Linked DNA regions of Homo sapiens: region 2 is linked to region 1. A link is an interaction called in ENCODE POLR2A ChIA-PET data of the cell type or tissue named here. Cell type or tissue: Panc1. All regions are shown on one strand. Each heading gives the region's core, and the rest is flanking DNA. Links, peaks and the distances in the headings are about the cores only.

Region 1 (2,911 bases), core at 131-2,630:
GGAAGGCGGAGGTTTCAGTGAGCTGAGTTTGCGCCACTGCGCTCCAGCCTGGGCAACAGAGTGAGGCTCTGTCTCAAAAAAAGTAAAAAATAAAAATAATACAAATCTTTCCATGTGGCAAAAAGTAAAATAATTTTAAAAAGTTAAAATAATATAAATCAGCTGGGGGAAAAAAGGGTAAGAAGAAGGCATCAGGAACCCTGGATTCTAGTCCTCTCAGTAAAACCCCATTTACCAGCCATGTGACTTGGGAGAGTTTTCAGAACCTTAGTTACCACCTCTGAAACCATGGGAAATGATGATATTCTTCAGGGGGTGGTGGTGAATGATGCAGTCTCTTGTAGGTCCCTTTCTGCTCTAACATCTTAAGAACTGCCTTAAACAACAGAATCACCCCAGTCTAAATGCTAATGTAGAGGCTTAAATGTGTGATTTTAGGAGAAAATATCCAGTTCTCCTGTTTTCAGCAATTAGAAGAAACTCCTCCTCCACCGAGTGCAACTCTTGGGAGTAATTTAGGTGGTCTTTCCTTTCAATGAGGGAAAGCAGTAACATCTGGCAGATAAGGTGCCTGTTGTGCCGTTCTCAGATGCCTGCTTACTTGATCAGTAGACATGGGTCAGAGGCGCCAACACGGCGGCAGGAATTGGTAAATTGTACGTAAGTCCAAGGTGGAATGAAATGGTATCTGCCCTGCTTCCTGGCCCCCGTTTGGTCATGAGCCTATCACTATAATGGTAGTAAGATCACTGGCCCCTGCTGAGCTACTTTTGCCCATTCCTTGAGCCAGACGAGAGTTTGGCTCTGTATCATCCATCACCTCTTTTATTTCCCATTTAAGCCAAAACATCCAGTAAGCAGAAACTCTTCAAAACAGATGGGTAATCATAAGCAGCTTCTGGAAAGCCTCAAGAATTGGAATTTTGACACACTCCCTCTGACCATGACAGAAAGCTCAACTTGCCAGCTGAAGGGAAGCTCCTGGCTGAGCCCCAGCACCCTCTGTTGGAGCTTCTGGTCAGCCTGGCCAATAAGCATTTCCCATCCATCGCCCCAGCACTAGGACAGCTGAGAGAATTTGGTTCAGAGTCAAATGCTTCTGAAAATGTACACACAGATCAGGGCAGCCCTCTGCCTTCTGCCAAGACACCAAGTGCCCTTCTTGGCAAACGATGATCACCCCTGCCCTAGTGTCCCTCCAGTTAGTTGGCAGAAACTGTTCCCTTTCTCCTTGCCAACAGCTGCAAATCCAGAGACTTCCACCTTGCGTGCAGGAAGTGTTGGGGTCCTGTTTCAGCTCTTTATTGCCGAGGTAGGAGCACTGGGTTCTTCGCTCTCCTCTTTGCCTCCTTTTGGGGGATAATCAGGACTGATTATTCCTCTACTGGAAGAGGTGACTCAGACCCCACAGAGTAGGTGTGATGTCACTGCTCTGGCAGTCTCAGTTTAACCTTCACACTAGATCTCATCATGCCCAGAAACCTTGTAACAGGAGCCCAGCTAGGTGGGTGCACCTGGCATGAGCTGGACAAGGTTTTCTCTCTGACCTTGCAGGGATTTAGTTGTTCTCTAAGGAGCTAAGGAATGGGCTGATTTTATGACCAGCAGCTGTCCTTTTACCATCCTATTAACAGTCTCTTTAATAGTCTGGGAGAGGGACATGAAGGACCCAAGGCAGGAAGTTTCCTGTTTACCCTGAGGCCTAACAATGCCACAGCTAGGTGGGGTGTCTACAGTTTCAGAGAAAAGTCATTTCCTTCTGAGACCCTGCTAAAACAGAAACCAGACGCCTCAGCCTCACGTACCTAGAAGTAGATGCTTTTTTTTGTTCTTTAATGAAGGTGGGAGGAGAGTGTTTGACATACCTTTACCAGTCCTCCTGGAAAAATGTTACTTTTATTGAATAGACCCTCTCACTGTCATCTGAAAATGTAATATGTGCAGGCTCAAGGGATTTGAAACTGATTGATTCTTTCAGTAATTGTTTATTAATGCCTATTTTAGGGGAATAAAGATGACTCAGCTATGCCTCCTGTCCTCAAATAACTGTCTAATAAGAGTTGCTAGCAGACACAGAAACATTAAGGCAGAAAGCAATAAATTCTGGGGAGTGAAAGGACACTGAAGCTTCTTGCTCTGTATCTCACTACTTGAACTTTTTTTTTTTTTTTTTTTTTTTTGAGACGGAGTCTTGCTCTGTCACCCAGGCTGGAGTGCAGTGGCGCGATCTCGGCTCACTGCAACCTCCGCCTCCCAGGTTCAAGCAATTATCCTGCCTCAGCCTCCCTAGTAGCTGGGATTACAGGTGCCCGCCACCACGCCCAGCTAATTTTTGTATTTTTTAGTAGAGACGGGGTTTCACCATGTTGGCCAGGCTGGTCTCGAACTCCTGACCTCGTGATCCACCCTCCTTGGGCTCCCAAAGTGCTGGGATTACAGGCATGAGCCACCGTGCCCAGCCCTACTTGAACTTTTTATGATTAGAATGAATTCAAGTTTTATTTGTGTGCTTAGAAAAAGGTAAGTGAGGCAGAGAGCATGTACTCTGTAAGTTTACACGAGATGGAGATCCCTTCCAGCTTGGGATACCTGAAAAGACTTCATGGACCAATGATAGTTGAGCTAGACTTTGAATGATAGGGAGGATTTGAAAGTTCAGGGTACAGAATGAATATAGAAGGCAGGAAATGGAACAGGATAGGACAGGGAGAAACCAGTGTGAATGGAGCTGAGGTCTTAATCTAGGCCTTGAAATCAGCCCCAAGCCCAGCTCTACTGTGTACTAACTGTGTAAACTTGAGCCAGATACTGACTCTCTAAGCCTCAGTTTACTCATCTGTAAAATGTAGATAATAATATCTAGCTCATAGATAAAAGAATAATAACATCTCATAGGGTGGTGGTGGGAATT
Region 2 (2,911 bases), core at 235-2,734, 280 kb before region 1:
AGCAAGGTCAGGACTAGGGGGAGGTTAATGAGGTACAAAACCTCTTAAAGTACAAAATTTAAGGAGGCATCAAAAATCTCAATAATCAAGACAATAACTTTTTTTTTCATGTTTTTAAGAAAGAGGCTAGGCATGGTGGCTCACGCTTACCTGGGCACTTTGGGAGGCTGAGGAGGGCAGACAACTTGAGCCCAGGAGTTTGAGACCAGCTTGGGCAACATGGCAAACTCTGTCTCTACAAAAAATACAAAAATTACCCGGACATGGTGGTGCGTGCCTGTAGTCCCAGCTACTAGGGAGGCTGAGGTGGGAGGATTGCTTGAGCCTGGGAAGTCGAAGCTCCAGTGAGCCATGAGCATGCTACTGCACTCTAGCATGGGAGACAGAGTAACCGTGTCTCAAAAAAAAAAAAAAAAAACTCCTTGAGCCCAGGAGTTTGACACCAGCCTGGGCAACATAGCAAGACCCTGTCTCTACAAAAATAAAAATTAAGGCCAGGCATGGTGGCTCACACCTGTAATCCCAGCACTTTGGGAGGCCGAGGCGGGCAGATCACGAGATCTAGTTGTTCGAGACCAGCCTGGCCAACATGGCAAAACCCCGTCTCTACTAAAAATACAAAAAATTAGCTGAGCTGGGTGTGGTGGCACGCCCTTGTAGTCCCAGTTACTCAGGAGGCTGAGGCAGGAGAATTGCTTGAACCTGGGAGGCAGAGGTTGCAGTGAGCCGAGATCGTACCACTGCACTCTAGCCTGGGCGACAGAGTGAGACTCTGTCTCAAAAAACAAAAAGTAGTCAGATGTGGTGGTAAATGCCTGTAGTACTAGCTCCTTGGTAGGCTGAGATGGGAGAATCACTTGGGCCCAGGAGTTTGAGGCTGCAGTGAGCTCCACTGCACTTTAGCCTGGGTGACAGCGCAAGACCTGTGTCCAAAATAAATAAATAAATAAAATGATGATTATGATGGATAACATAATGATGTAAGCCACTGTGGGTCCTCTTCTGTCTTCAGGTCCATGGTGCACCTAGTATATTTGACACACAAAGAGAATCATATTTTAACCTCCATATGTCAGAATTTTTATCAATAACAATTATGAAATAAAACAAATAATCATGGTCAGAAAGTAAACACAGTGAAAATTTTATTTTTTATTTTATTTTATTTTTTTGAGACGGAATCTCGCTCTGTTGCCTGGGCTGGAGTGCACTGGTGTGATCTTGGCTCACTGCAAGCTCCACCTCCCAGGTTCATGCCATTCTCCTGCCTCAACCTCCCGAGTAGCTGGGACTACACGCACCCGCCACCACGCCCGGCTAATTTTTTGTATTTTTAGTAGAGATGGGGTTTCACCGTGTTAGTCAGGATGGTCTCGATCTCCCGGCCTCGTGATCCACCCGCCTCAGCCTCCCAAAGTGCTAGGATTACAGGCATGAGCCACCGTGCCCAGCTTTTCCCTTGTTTTTATAGTTACTGTGCTATCACTGTTGATTTCAAATTTGTTGTTTAAATGCAAGGATGTGGAGACATGAACTACTCCCAAAGTGAGCTCCCATGATTTCGACCCACTGGGAACTCTCAAACTAAAGGTGTGTAGCTGACTCCCTGTGTGCTGGGGGCCAAGCGTATAACTCAGGAGTTATCCAAATTAGCTTCCATGTAGAATATATTATTTATTAAAGTTTAGGTAATAAAAATATATGAATCTGCAGCTTACATATATTCCTAAAACTTATAGCAGTCCCAGTGCTTTGGGAGGCCGAGGTGGGAGGATCCCTTGAGCCCAGGAATTCGAGGCTGCAGTGAGCTGTGATTGTGCCATTGCCCTTCAGCCTGGCTGACAGAGGGAAACTCTGTCTCTTAAAAAAAAAAAAAACAAAAAAAGAACAAAAAACAAAAACCTCACAGCAATCACAACAATTAGTACTTTGACCAACAGAGGGATCTCTTTGGGAAGGATGATTTTATCACTGACATTATTTAGAATTGCCAAGCCATGGTGATAGTAAAAAGCAGACCTACCCAGTTTCATTGATGTTTTTATTTTATCATTTTTTTTACTTTTTTTGTAGAGGTGAGGTTTCACCATGTTGCCCAGGCTGGTCTTGAACTCCTGGGCTCAAGCAATCCACCTGTCTCAGCCTCCCAAAGTGCTGGGAGTACAGGCGTGAGCCATGGCAACTGGCCTCACTAATGTTTTTAAATTCTCTACAGACAAAGCATGCCTTATTTCTTGCACATGGCAGACTCACTACCACCCTTACCTGATTCACCTCTGCCTCAGGCTACCAGTTTCCCATCTTTGGCCAAGACAAAGGCCCCTTCCAAAGCTGACAACATTCCACTATTTTTTTTTTTTTTTGAGATGGAGTCTCGCCCTGTCACCTAGGCTGGAGTGCAATGGCGCAATCTCAGCTCACTGCAACCTCTACCTCCTGGGTTCAAGCCATTTTCCTGCCCCAGCCTCCCGAGTAGCTGGGATTGCAGGCGCGTGCCACCACGCCCCGCAAATTTTTTGTATCTTTAGTAGAGACAGGGTTTCACCATGTTGGCCAGGCTGGTCTCGAACTCCTGACCTTGTGATCCGCCCACCTCGGCCTCCCAAAGTGCTGGGATTACAGGCGTGAGCCACTGCGCCCAGCCCTTCTTCTTCTTTTTTTTTTTGAGATGGAGTGTTGCTCTGTCACTCAGGCTGGAGTGCAGTGGCGTGAATTTTTGTCTCCCGGTTTCAAGCGATTCTCCTGCCTCAGCCTCCTGAGTAGCTGGGATTATAGGCATGCACCATGACGCCCAGCTAATTTTTGGTGGGAGTTTTAGTGGAGACAGGGTTTCACCATGTTGGCCAGGCTGGTCTCAAACTCCTGACCTCAAGTGATCCATCTGCCTCGGTCTTCCAAAGTGCTGGGATTA

The links. ChIA-PET counts read pairs that join two places held together with the same protein. Peaks named below come from ENCODE experiments on the same cell type or tissue, not always from the same donor. Only the 100,000 strongest peaks of a DNase experiment are listed, where the experiment ranks them.
Region 2: POLR2A ChIA-PET joins it to region 1 with 17 read pairs; 5 of 35 experiments call an interaction of 5 or more read pairs at or near these places.

What each region holds. Positions count from the first base shown.
Region 1 is chr1:26,798,632-26,801,542 of GRCh38, forward strand. PIGV (phosphatidylinositol glycan anchor biosynthesis class V) reads left to right here. Exons shown (of 4, transcript NM_017837.4): 4 at 1-2,028. Among named protein-coding and RNA genes, the nearest start is that of PIGV, 12 kb to the left of the region's middle. RefSeq lists an enhancer at 1,453-1,702. In Panc1, for the core only: no CTCF peak of the experiment used is centred there; a DNase peak (open chromatin) is centred at 1,440; H3K27ac peaks cover 1,153 bases.
Region 2 is chr1:26,513,764-26,516,674 of GRCh38, forward strand. No RefSeq gene overlaps it. Among named protein-coding and RNA genes, the nearest start is that of RPS6KA1, 15 kb to the right of the region's middle. In Panc1, for the core only: no CTCF peak of the experiment used is centred there; no DNase peak of the experiment used is centred there.